Regions from separate parts of the Homo sapiens genome. Here regions 1 and 3 are each linked to region 2. Evidence: chromatin contacts called from ENCODE Hi-C or POLR2A ChIA-PET data. All regions are on one chromosome and are shown on one strand. Each heading gives the region's core, a stretch centred on a gene start or an enhancer-like site at or near the end of the contact. The rest is flanking DNA. Distances are from core to core; before and after follow the strand shown.

The links. Hi-C counts contacts between places; a loop is a spot of excess contacts on that map. ChIA-PET counts read pairs that join two places held with the same protein, here RNA polymerase II (POLR2A). Pooled maps may share reads with other maps.
Region 1: a loop to region 2 is called in a pooled map, with 4 times the contacts of the local background. The contact joins two enhancer-like sites. A Hi-C loop is called at or near these places in 12 of 50 pooled maps. POLR2A ChIA-PET finds 5 or more read pairs at or near these places in 5 of 52 experiments (CD8-positive, alpha-beta memory T cell, WTC11, activated T-cell and 1 more).
Region 3: a pooled map shows a loop between it and region 2 (15-fold over the local background). The contact joins two enhancer-like sites. A Hi-C loop is called at or near these places in 1 of 168 maps with a recorded cell type or tissue (breast epithelium) and 5 of 50 pooled maps.

What each region holds. Positions count from the first base shown.
Region 1 is chr2:237,683,988-237,688,347 of GRCh38, reverse strand. The region is part of intron 1 of LRRFIP1 (LRR binding FLII interacting protein 1); the gene reads right to left. LOC124906128 (a long non-coding RNA gene) reads left to right here. Exons shown (of 2, transcript XR_007088145.1): 2 at 1,295-1,974. Among named protein-coding and RNA genes, the nearest start is that of LRRFIP1, 59 kb to the right of the region's middle. RefSeq lists enhancers at 989-1,488, 1,510-1,579, 1,489-1,990. Within about 2 kb of position 1,312, at least 30 of the 41 ENCODE cell types and tissues checked have a DNase peak (open chromatin) inside an H3K27ac peak, as active enhancers do.
Region 2 is chr2:237,996,442-238,000,952 of GRCh38, reverse strand. All of the region lies in intron 4 of UBE2F (ubiquitin conjugating enzyme E2 F (putative)), which reads right to left. The region is part of intron 4 of UBE2F-SCLY (UBE2F-SCLY readthrough (NMD candidate)); the gene reads right to left. Among named protein-coding and RNA genes, the nearest start is that of UBE2F, 32 kb to the right of the region's middle. Within about 2 kb of position 2,257, at least 4 of the 41 ENCODE cell types and tissues checked have a DNase peak (open chromatin) inside an H3K27ac peak, as active enhancers do.
Region 3 is chr2:237,580,282-237,584,702 of GRCh38, reverse strand. The region is part of intron 2 of RAB17 (RAB17, member RAS oncogene family); the gene reads left to right. Among named protein-coding and RNA genes, the nearest start is that of RAB17, 8.2 kb to the left of the region's middle. RefSeq lists an enhancer at 2,502-3,136. Within about 2 kb of position 2,107, at least 20 of the 41 ENCODE cell types and tissues checked have a DNase peak (open chromatin) inside an H3K27ac peak, as active enhancers do.

The sequences.
Region 1 (4,360 bases), core at 63-2,562, 310 kb after region 2:
GTAAGGATGATCCAGGGACAGCCCCTTCTAACAAGTGCCTTGGAATTTATGGCCCCTTCCAAACTGCAGTTAATGGCCTGTAGACACACAGAACTGACCTCCCGACATCACTGGTTAAGCCCAGAATCTCTGCACTGAGAGGGTACTTTGGGTTTTGTCTGACTGCCTCAGAGGGCATCCTTAAAAGTTGCCAGGCCTGTGATATAACTTTGTCTTCCTCTGTGCCCTCTCAATGAAAATTACATGTCTGAAATCTAAAAATCCATTCTCAGAAGTATAGGAGACTCCTGAGAAAAGAACGAAAGGCCAGTAGCATGGTCTAATTTTGTTCTAGGAACATCAGAATCATAGCTAACCAGAAAATGCCAGAACAGTTAGCCAATTTGGGGCCACACCCAAACATGGTTTACTTTGTCTCCATGGTGTTAGTCTGTTGCAAGGTTCACTAGCTGCGCCTCCCACTGTGGTTTGGGGCTACAGAGACAAACCCTTACAGGGATGACAACACAAGGCTGAGGGCAGACGGGGAGGACACAGTGGCTCTCAGCCTCCCCATTAGTCAGATAACTAACATGAAGTCATTTTTCTAAATCAGAGCCCTAACATCTGTTTTTCATGAACGTGAATCACTAGCCATACTCATGACAGCAGAATAAATGTCAGTAAATTACTTCTACAAACCATGAGCTTACATTCATGTTATTGCTTTATTTGGATCACCTCTTTTTTTTTTTTTTTTTTTTTGAGATGGAGTCTCGCTCTGTTACCCATGCTGGAGTGCAGTGGCATGATCTTGGCTTACTGCAGCCTCCGCCTCCCAGGCTCAAGCAATTCTCCTGCCTTAGCCTCCTGAGTAGCTGGGATTACAGGTGTGCGCCACCACGCCCAGCTAGTTTTGTATTTTTAGTAGAGATGGGGTTTCACCATGTTGGCCAGGCTGGTCTCGAACTCCTGACCTCAAGTGAACCACCCGCCTCACCCTCCCAAAGTGCTGGGATTACAGGTGTAAGCCACCACACCTGGCCTATTTGGATCCCTTTGACTAATATCTAAAAACACATCTGTTATACGTGTGGCTCATGAAATGATCACTTGAAATTTACACAGCACCTTTCAGTTTACAACAGACTTTATCCACACACTGAGGCTCACAGAGGTTATAGCACTTGTCCACAGATGCACATTGGAAGAGCGAAGCTAGGTTTTCAACCCAGGTCTCCTCAGCCCTTAGCACATCATGATGGAATGCACCAGCGGCACGCCGCCTGACGCAGAGCTGCTTCCTTCCTCCCAGCCATCCAGGGGCCTCACTCAGAGCAGAAAGTCATCACGTGGACTCAACGAATGCCCTTAGCTGTCTTCCTGGTGGACCAGTGACCACACCTCCCACTCCAGGGGCACTGGCAAAGCAGGGCACACACCCAGGTCAATGCCAGGAGCCGGATCTCCCAGTAAGACTAGGGGCACTGGTAGGAGCATCAAGCAGGGGATCCAGACCCTGCCTGCTGTCTGCAAAGAAGGTGGTACCCCACGGCCAGCTGGTCCAGCTCAGGCACAAAGTATTCTTGGCCCTCAGGCCAGGGTCCTGACTGCCTCCGGTGGACAGAAGAGCAAGAGCGTCTGGAAAGCAACAGTGAGCTTGTCTCCAGCATCCACAACAGCTCCAGTGCCGGGCTTACATATGGCAGCATGCAGCCTTCCCACAGCTGCCCTGTGACCTGGGTACTGAACCTCTCCCACCACCTCCCTCAGCCCCCACCCCCAGGTTATGAATGGGCTCTCCCGATTAAAAGCATGTTCTCACTGCTTGGAACATGGTAGGTGCCTTATAAATGATGGGTGGGTAGATGGATAGATGGATGAATGGTTTTCCTAACAAAATGGAGGACTTTGATGAATTGTCATTAATTCTCATTGATCTTCAGTATTTTATACTTCTGTAGCAATTGGGAATAGAAACTCTTTTAAAAATGACATGTCTTTAGGATATTTTTTCATAACTACCTAGCACCCAGCAATTCATCACACTTATTTTTCATCTAATAGGTCTTTTATTGTTTTTGCTTTTTAAATCTCTTTAGATTTTCTAAGGAAGGTGATGGGTTTGATTATTGATTGAACTGAATTTGAATTGGAGGCAGAAAGCCTCAGTGGAGGAGTCTAACAGGCACCTCAGCACACACTACCGATTAGTTAAAGGTGATGATAAAATCAGGCAGCATGCACAGAACAGAAAGGAGCCTGAAGGAAGGAACCTTGAGACACTTACATGGGAAGGATAAGAGGTGTGTAAGAACAAGTCAAGACAGAGAAGGGGTAGTTAGAGAGTCAGAAAATAGAGACATCTCCTGGAAGCCACAGAGTGAAGAGAGCAAGGTCAGGAAAGACTTTAATTTGCAACTAGAAAAACACTGGTCATTACATTCTGCCATTAAAATTTGGCAATTAAACATTTTCTGTGATTTGTGCATGTGTAATAAATGGTAGACGGCAGCCTTGAAGGAAGGCGGGACCAAGGAAAAGGCTTTGCATGGGGGAGATTTATTCATGGTTTGTCGGTTTTTAAGGATGGAAGAGATGTGAGCCTGTCTGGAGGCTGAAAGGACAGTGAGAAAAGATGGAGTGGGTGGGGCAAGGCCTGAGGGGCTGCCGACCAAAGGCTGGGTGTGGGGAGCGGGGAGGGGAGCTGCAGGCACTGGCATCTTGTACTGACTCAGGATTTGATCCGATTGTGAGCTCCATGGGAATGAGGACACCAAAGTGGCCAGGAGAGGGCAGATAACTAGATGCAGAGCTTCCTGTGCAGGAAGAGTGGATGGCAGAGTTGAGGGAGGATAAGGAGCAGGAGGACCCAATATTGAAGGACCTGCCTCAGAGCTGTATGTGTCCCAGTCAAGGTGCACTGTACCTGAGCTCAGAGCCCTTCCATGGCGTTACATTACACCATTAAATGTTGTTTTGTGATACACTCTGAGGCATACTTAAAATAATTTCTAATGTATTTTACTCTGGAATTAAACTCATCTCAAAAAGTGTCTAGGAATAAGTCTATAGCAATCCTAAATGTATCCGCTTTCCCAGTGTGTTCCACAGAATTGATGCTTTTTAAGTCCATACCAGAGTGACCACAGTAACCTCCTCTATACACAGTAGCCAAGGAAATGGCCACAAACACCTCCAGTAAAGCATCTCTAAGAAAACCACTTCTGATTTTTGGGGTTTTTTTGTGTGGGGGGGGGAGGGTAGGGAGACAAGGTCTCACACTGTTGAGTGTCAGGTTGGAGTGCAATGGCACAATCTTGGCTCACTACATACAACCTTGGCTCACTGCAACCTTGTCTCAAGCTATCCTCCCAACTCAGCCTCCCAAGTAGCTAGGCCTGCAGGTGTGCACCACCACGCCTGGCTAATTTTTTTTTTTTTTTCAGAGACAGGGTTTCAGCATGTTGCCCAGGGTGATCTTGAACTCCTGGGCTCAAGCAATCCACTAACCTTGGCCTCCCAAAGTGTTGGAATTACAGGTCTGAGCCACCGCACCAGGCCCAATTTTGTTTTTCATGAAGACAATGCACTGCAAATATCTACCAATTACCTTCTAAAAACACGACAGCTAAAATCCATTATGTATTTCTCAGTCTTACAGGCACAAACTCTGAAAAGTCCTCCTAAGGCAGCTCTCCTGTGAAGAAAAAAAAAATCTATACATGCTCTCAGAATAGTTCATTTAAAATGTTCAGAATAGATGCTGACATGGGGAAATAAGCTTCATCCTCAACAACTGCATTCACCAGCTAACAGTATACCCCACTGAGAAGAAATAAATCAAATGCTTCAATATATACTTAGGAATAGAAAATGGCAATTTGTTTTTTTTGAGATAGTCTTGCTCTGTAGCCTAGGCTGGTGTGCAGTGGTGTGATCTCGGCTCACTGCAGCCTCCGCCTCCTGGGTTCAAGTGATTCTCCTGCTTCAGCCTCCCAAGTAGCTGGGACTACAGGTGTGTGCCACCACACCCAACTACTTTTTTTTTGTATTTTTAATAGAGATGGGGTTTCACCATGTTGGCCAGGCTGGTCTTGAATTCCTGGCCTCGAGAGATCTACCCGCCTCGGCCTCCCAAAGTGCTGGGATTACAGGTGTGAGCCACTATACTTGGCCAAAAAAAAAAAAAAAATGGCAATTTTAGTACAAAATAAAAGCAATGTATTTTTTCCAGAGATTCCCTCATTTATGTGGCTTTGCCTCAGTAATCCTGCCTATGAGTTTAACATTCTAGAAAAGAGAATATTCCTGACAGTCAGAGCCATGAAATAAATCTTTACGCTACTAGCTGAAAACTTCAGAATCCACCACGCTACAA
Region 2 (4,511 bases), core at 1,008-3,507:
TGAACAAAGAAGATATACAGGTAGCAAACAAGCAAATGATAAGATCACCATCACTAGTCATTAGGGAAATGCAAGTTAAAGTTATAATGAGATATATACCTACTAGAATGGCTAAAATTGAAAAGAATGACAATACCAGTTGTCAGTAAGAATATAGAGAAACTGGAATTCTCATTCATTGCTAGTAGGAATGCAAAACTTTGGAAAACTTAATGGCGGTGGTTTTATAAAGTTAAACTTACTCTTACCACATGGCCCAGTAATTTAACTGCTTTGTATTTACCCAGAAGAAATAAAAACATACTGGCAAATGAAGACCTGCACATAAAAAATTTTAACAGCTTCATGTATAATAGCCCCAAAGTGGAAACAACACAAAGGTTCGTCCACTGGTCAACGGGTAAATAAACTGGTATGCGTCCATACAATAGAATACAATTCAACAATACAAAATACAGAATACTGATTAACAACATGGGTGAAACTCAAAAACATTACGTTAAGTAAAAGAATGTAACTTATATCTCAATCAACATTACTTTTAAAAACACTAAAATAGATACATACACACCAATGATCTAGGATCTACTTCAAGAAGCTAGAAAAAGTAAAGTAAAACCAAAGTATTAGGAAGGAAATAACAAAGAGCAGAAATAAATGAAATGGGCAAACAATTGAGAAAAAAGTCAGTTCTTTGCAAAAATCAACTGCATAAACCTTTAGCTAACATGATCAAGAAAAATGAGAAGCCACAAATTACTGTATCAGTAATGAAAAAGGCGACATCAATATAAGTCTTACAGATATTAGTAGACTAGTAAGAATATTCTGGGCTGGGCGCAGTGGCTCACGCTTGTAATCCCAGCATTTTGGGAGGCCAAGGTGGGTGGATCACGAGGTCAGGAGACTGAGACCAGCCTGGCCAACATCGTGAAACCTGTCTCTACTAAAAATATAAAAATTAGCTGGGTATGGTGGTGTGCACCTGTAATCCCAGGTACTCGGGAGGCTGAGGCAGGAGAATCGCTCGAACCTGGGAGGTGGAGGTTGCAGTGAGCTGAGATCGCGCCACTGCACTCCAGCCTAGGCGACACAGTGAGACTCCGTCTCAAAAAAAAAAAAAAAAAAAAAAGAACAACATCAAAATACTTAACATCTATGAATTTCAAAATAAGTACTATATAAAGCTACGACAATTAAAACAGTGTGGTACGGGCCTAAGGGTAAACACAGACCAATGGAACAGAATCAAGTCCAAAAAGCAGAACTACACATATACAGTCAATGCTGTTTGGTCAAGCTTTCAAGGTAATTCAATGAAGAAAGGAAAGTCTTTTCATTGAAACAGCTGGATATCTAGATAGATAAAGTAAATCTCAACCTCTGTCTTACTCCACATACAAAAATCAATTCAAGATGGCTGATGGACCTTAACATAAAACCTACCATCCTAAAGCTTCTAGGAAAAAAACATAGGAGCATATATTTATAAGTTTCAGGTAAGCAAAAATTTCTGGACAGGACATAAAAGGCACAAACCATTAAAAAACTGATAAACTGCACATCATAAAAATTAAAACTTCAGCCACATGTGGTGGCTCATGGCAGTAATCTCAGCACTTTGGGAGGCCAGGGTGGGCGGATCACTTGAGGTCAAGAGTTTGAGACCATCCTGGCCAACACAGCAAAACCCCGTCTCTACTAAAACTACAATGGATGAAACTCAAAAACATTACGTTAAGTAAAAGAGGCTGAGGCCTGAGAATCGCCTGAATCTGGGAGGCAGAGATTTCAGTGAGGTGAAGTTGCACCACTGCACTCCAGCCTGGGTGACAGAGCGAGACTCTGTCTCAAAAAAAAAAAATAAATAAATAAATAAAAGAAATTCCTCCTCAACAAAAGACAGCATTTTTAAAAATGAGCAGAAAAGTCACAGAATGGGAGAAAATATCTGCAGCTCATGCATCTGACAAAAGACTTGTATTCAGACCACAGCACAAAATAAAAAGTTTTTTTAGGGCAAAAGACTGGGGCACTTCAGAAAGGACGATGTATAAATGGCCCGTAAATACATGAAAAGATACTCTACATCATCTGTCACTGGGAAATGCAAATAAAAACCCCAATGATATACCATTTCACACCCAAATGTTGATATATGTGTAGAACAATGGAAACTTCTCATACAGTGCTGGTCAGGGTATGGCACAACCACAGTGGAAAGTTTCTTAAAAGGTTAAACATGTTATCTTTCCTATGACTCAAAAATTCCACTCTTAGGTAGAATTAAAGAGAAAGGAAAACTATGAACACGAAAAGCTTGTAAAAAAAAAAAAAAAAGCTCACGGCAGTCAAACCTCATAGCTTTTGGTTTATTGATACTAGCCAAAACCTAGAAACTACTCAAATGTCTATCACTAGGAAGATAAATTATGACATATTCATTAAAATTCCATAAAAAGGGAATAAACTACTGATTCACACAACATGTGTAAATTTAAAACTATGTTAAGTGAAAGAAGTCAGAGACAAAGAGTACATATATAAGATTCCATTTACATATAAAAAATTCAAGAACAAGAAAAACTAATTTATGGAAATAAAAATCAGAAAGGAATTTTGGATGGTGGTGTAGGGGGCAAGGAACTGGCTGCAAAGAGGCAGAAGGAAACTTTGGGAATGATGGAAATGTTTTTCATCTTTATTGGGGTTATGGTTACATATGTGTATACATTTTCCAAATGTAAGCTATACATTTCAAATTAGTACATTTTATTGTTTATAATTTTATACCTCAGTAAAACTGATTATAAAATTTTTAATTTAAATTTAAAAAATTGTCATTGTTACTTAAAGCCATGTTCCCTTCAGCCTAAAACCATCACCACCATCACAGCAGGGCAGGCTGAGGTGACCTTCATCAACATGTCAGCCAGGCCACTCACTGAACAGGTCCAGTTTTTCAAACTGTCCCACTAACTTCACAGAAGCCTCCACGGGATATTTCAGGCTATCTTTTACGTTTTTGTTTTGTTTCATTTCACTTATTACTACTTTTTCTTGTTTTGCGAGATGATGTGGACGCTTTTTTTCTAAATTCGGTCCCTTTCTTTTCCCCATCACCAAATTACATTTCCATGTTTTTCTCTAAAGAGTGTATTTATTCCCAAGCATGAGCAACCACTCCAAAAGCAAACAAAACTATCAAAATGTTAGCAAGTGTGAACAGGAGCCAGATAAAGAGGTGTGAGCTGAAAATGCAGACGCAATTCTTCCACTCTTGACCATTCTAACCCCCAGATCATAGATATTAGTGAGTTTTCAGCCCTAGCTCCAGGATTACTGGCTACAAATGAGTCCATTTCAAAATCATTTTATTTCATATATTGTTAAAACTTCACAACTTAGACATATCACTGTAATTTGTTTTCAATATGAAGAGGAGCAGGATTCTAAAATTTTTTTTAAAAACCATGATATGAAGCAAGTTTTTCCGGTTGGCATATCTCGGCCACACTTCTCTTAATAATCAAAGGGCAGGCATCACCACAGCTTTCTAATTCACAGACATCACAAAATAAGGGCATATACACAGTATCTAAAAAGCATGCTGTGCACAGCTCAATGTTAATGTCCCTGAAGTACACTTATTAAAAATATGAATATTCAGGCATTAAGTATTTACAGGTACCAAGACACAAGTTACTTTTTATTTATTTTTTTTATTTTTTTTGAGACAGCTCTGTCGCTCAGGCTGGAGTGCACTGGGCCAATCTCAGCTCACTGCAACCTCCACCCCCTGGGTTCAAGCAATTCTCCTGCCTCAGCCTCCTGAGTAGCTGGGATTACAGGCACGCACCACCACCACACCGGGCTAATTTTTTTGTATGTTTAGTAGAAACGAGGTTTCACTATGTTGGCCTGGCTGGTCTCGAACTCCTGACCTCAAGTGATCCACCCACCTGGGCCTCCCAAAGTGCGGGAATTACAGGCATGAGCCACCGGGCCCAGCCACAGGTTACTTTTTAATCTGATAGAACAGTGAGTACAAAAACTGTAACAATTATGCTCCATTTTCAAGGACAATTCTAAGACCAACATCAAAGATGCTGTCATATATACAATAATCACAACATTAAAGTGATTCAGTAAAAAATTTCAGTTAAAAAATAAGGGGGGCTGGGCGCAGTGGCTCACACCTGTAATCCCAGCACTTTGGGAAGCCGAGGCTGGCAGATCACCTGAGGTTAGGAGTTTGAGACTAGCCTGGCCAACACAGTGAAATCCCATCTCTACTAAAAATACAAAAATTAGCTGGGCATGGTGGCGCATGCCTGTAATCCCAGCTACTCAGGAGGCTGAGGCAGGAGAATCACTTGAACCCGGAAGGCGAAGGTTGCAGTGAGCCCGAGATTGCGTCACTGCACTCCAGCCTGGGTGGCAGAGTGAGACTTGGTCTCAAAAAAAAAAAAAAAACGCGGAGGGGAGGCGGGGAAGAAACATTTATCCAG
Region 3 (4,421 bases), core at 858-3,357, 420 kb after region 2:
CTGGGTGGCTGGTATTCAAGATGCAGAGAGAGGCAGCAGGTGTCAGGCCAGGTGAGCTGGACTGGGGATGGATCTCACTCTGACACGGAGGTCTGCACACTGTGGCTCTCTGGCTGTTCTTGTTGTTTTGTGAGTAAGGTTCTGTGGAGACACAACTCTACCTCTTCAGGTACTTACCCTCTGTAAATGATATTCTTGCTGTTCCTCCTCCTCTATTCACTCTAAAATGGCAGCAGGGTTGAGTGGTTGCAGCAGTGACCCCATGGCCAGTAAAACCTAAAGTATCTGCTACAGGGCCTTTTACAGAAGGACTCCATGACGCCACCCTAGCAGAGCCTGCAGGAGCCAGCGCCCAAAGGCACTCACTAGGTGAGCGCAAGCAGGGCTGAGAGATTCCGAGATGCCCGGTTGGAGCGTAGGAGGGTGCTTTGGATTCATTGAGACGTGCTTGGACGTGCTCAGCCCACAGAGAGCTGTACCCACAGAGCACCCACCTTTCTTGGGTGGGGGTGGGGGGGTGATGTGTGGGGTCTGTGAAGCTTCAGGGTGGTGCCGGGCATTCTGTATTTTACAGGTGAGGGGGATGGAGGCCCCGACAATGAGGCGCGAGGCCCTAGTTCCTTTCATTCCAGCAAGCCAGGGTCCGAGCATCCCCCTCACACCTGCCCTGCCTGTACCAATTGCCTGCCCTCTCTTCAGGGGGCCTACCAGGGTCGGGGGGTGAACAAAGCTGGGCTTGCTGGGGAGTCCTAGGCCAGGTTGGGGGTCTTTGCTTGGGGGGCAGGCCTGTATGTCTCACTCTACTCCTGGTCCTCTGTCTGGCCCCGCAGGGGCCATCCCCCTGCCGGCAGCTTTCAGATGAAAGCCAGGGCCTCCCTTCCTCCAAGCCCCTCTCTTCCAGGCCTGGGTTTATCTCCTCTCTCTGAGGGGAAGGACCGTTCTACAGGCTGGGCTCTGCCTTTCACCCAGAACTGGTGGGTGGAGTCTTTGTTCCCACTCTGGGTCTCTGTGATGGGGCCGGGGTGGGAGGCTGTGGGCTGTGGCCCGTGGCACAACGGGGAGAGGAGAACAGCCAGATTAGGTTAGCCTGTGGCTCATGAGCTGCCTTCATCCCATCAGCCTCCAACCCTGGGGTCCGCACTTTTGTATTGAGCACCTCTGTGTGTGGGCAGCTGTGCCGGGTTGCGGGGTTAGAAATGTGGAAGCTCCTTCCTTTGCTGTTGGCTGAGTCCCCTGTGGGAACCATGGTCTCCTCTGCTTCCATCCAAGTGTCTGCGTCACACCTTGGGATAATATTACAGCTTTTAGAGGTAGATATTACTGTAACTATGGATAGATGTCATGCAATTTATTATTATCATTATGTTAATTTTTTTGAGACAGAGTCTTGCTCTGTCACCCAGGCTGGAGTGCAGTGTCTCACTGGAACCTCTGCCTCCTGGGCTCAAGCCATCCTCCCACCTTAGCCTCCAGAGTAGCTGCTATCACAGGTGCGCACCACCATAGCCAGCTAATTTTTATATTTTTTGTAGAGATAGGGTTTTGCCATGGTGTGCACCACTGCACCCGGCCTATGTTAATTATTTTATTATTATTTTTTTTGAGACGGAGTCTCGCTCTGTTGCCCAGGCGGAGTGCAGTGGTGCAACCTTGGCTCATTGCATCCTCTGCCTCCTGGGTTCAAGTGATTCTCCTGCCTCAGCCTCCCGAGTGGCTGGGATTACAGGTGCATACCACCATGCTGATTTTTGTATTTTTAGTAGAGACGGAGTTTCACCATGTTGGCCAGGCTGGTTTTGAACTCCTGACCTCAAGGAATCCACCACCCTTGGCCTCCCAAAGTGTATGTTAATTATTAATCCTCATTATAATAATTACATGATCACATATTATAAATGTGGATATTGCCACTTTTAGGATGAGGAGATGGGATGTGCTCACTCCTTTAACTTACGTGCTTTGGGGGAAGAGTGATCTGTGTTGCACAAAAACCCTTTGAGAGCAGACACTCCTGCTTCTTTTGTCACGTGTGGCTTCAGCTTTTATCAAGAACACTGGGCTCCTGTCCAGGGGAGAGGGTAGGCCAGGAGCAGAGCCTCAGAGGAGAATGGGAGTGCTGTCCTCACAGGCGGCCTGGAAATGCAGGAGGCAGCACGCCCAGTGCTTGGCTGCAGGATCCCCGAGGGAGGGACAGGATGGATGGCCACAGGCATGCCACTCCTTCCCTCCGTCTGGATTTTTTCCCTGTGAAACGGGAGTGTAAACACCTTCCTGGAGTGGCCTCTCCATGAAAGGTTGCTGTCACCCTGGGTGGCTTAAGGTCACCAAGGCCGGCCCTGTCCGAGGGGTCAGCCTTCAGGAGGATTGACTCAGGTCCCTGGGGCCCTCCCGAGGGTCTGGTTCAGTCGACAGGTGTGTGGGGTGGGGCCCACAGCAGGACATGACACAGGTGGTGGGCTCAGCTCCTGGCAAGACACCGTCCATCCAGAGGAAGCAGGAAGCAGAGCCAGAAAGGGACATGGACTCGAGCCCTGAAGCTGGAAAGCCAACGTGCTGGCTGGAGCCAGAAGAGCAGGCAGGAGCAGAGGCAGAACGGACGGGAGTCCGAGGGACGGGAGTCCAAGTGAGCGCAGCCTCCCGCCCACCCCCGCCAGGGCCTGCTGCGGAGGTGGCAGCTTTAGGAGCCCCTGCTGTGTCAGGGACGGGGGCTGGACCTCCCCATGGACTGCCCCCACTGTCCTAACAGGCCACAGCAGGGGAGATTCTGTGCGCTGCTGACTTTCTGCATGACATCTTTTGGAAGGATGGTGACATCTAGTGCTTGTGTGCACATTTGCCAGCTGAAGCCACAACTAACCCCAGACTTGTTGGGCTTTTTCCAGGAAGGGGACGGTGACAAACAGGTACTGAGCACATTCAACTTGGCACCAGCTGACTTCCCTTCTAAATCGAGAACGTGGCTGACGTCCTAGAGCCCCCAGAAAATAAGTTTCCATTTCATGTTCCTTTCAATTTGTCATCAGCTCACTATTTTTACAAAACAGCCAAGTGCTACAGAGAGGGCTTCAATGAGCAGAATTGGCTGTTTATTTAAATTAAAAGGTAAAAAAAGCAAAACCACTTAAATGATATTAACATTTAGTAGAGAGGCTGGGCGCAGTGGCTCATGCCTATAATCTCAGCAATTTGGGAGGCCGAGGCGGGCAGATTGCCCGAGCTCAGGAGTTGGATACCAGCCTGGGCAACATGGTGAAACCGTGTCTCTACTAAAAAAATAAAATTAAATTAAAAAAATAAAATTTAGTAGAGGAACTTTTTTTTTTTTTTTTAAGATGGCGTCTCATTCTGTTGCCCAGGCTGGAGTGTGGTGGTATGATCACAGCTCACTGTAGCCTCAACCTCCTGGGCTCAAGCAAGCCTCCACCTCCACCTCTTCAGTAGCTGGGACCACAGGTGTGCGCCACCACACCCAGCTAATTTTTGTGTTTTTTGTAGAGACAAGGTTTCACTGATCTTAAGCTCCTGAGCTAGATTGATCTTCCCTCCTTGGCCTCCCAAAATGCTGGGGTTACAGGCATGAGCCACTGTACCCAGCCAAAACTTTATTTTTTAATTACATTTTGGCCTTAGCCATGGAGATATAGAAATGTGGTTAGTGGGTTTCTGAAAAAGGTTATGATAATAAATGCATGCTGTCTTCCGGGTCAGAGCCACGGAGTGCACGAGACTAGGTTGCCTCAAATACCTGTCCAGGGGCCCACCTGAGGGCCTTACATCTCTGCAGGGAAGGGAAGGGTCTATGTTCTGTAAATAGCCAAACATTGACTATTATTATGCATTATCATTGCTTGGACTAAAACCCATGCCCTCCTTGGAAATTTGCTGGAATTTTACATTAGTGTAAATTCAACCACCAGCCATCATTTTCCCTCCCCTCCTCCCCCCCCTTCTTTTTTTGAGGCAGAGTCTCACTCTGTCTCCTGCTGCCCAGGCTGGAGTGCAGTGGCACAATCTTGGCTCGCTGCAACCTCCACCTCCTGGGTTCAAGCGATTCTCCTGCTTCGGCCTCCCGAGTAGCTGGGACTACAGGGGCATGCCAGCACACCTGGCTAATTTTTGTATTTTTAGTAGAAACAGGGTTTCACCATGTTGGTCAGGCTGGTCTTGAACTCGACCTCAAGTGATCTACCCACCTCGGCCTCCCAAAGTGCTGGGATTACAGGCATGAGCCACTGTGCCCAGCCTCCAGCCATCATTTTCAACATGGAAAAGGAAAATATGAGAGGCTAAGATTGGTAAATGGAGGAAGAAAACCTGAATTTTATGCTCACGTTTCACCCTGCGCCAGCTTTTAAGATAAAACCAAATTCAAACTGAGAAATGTGATTTGAAGTGATGGGAAACAGAAAGATGTGGATAAA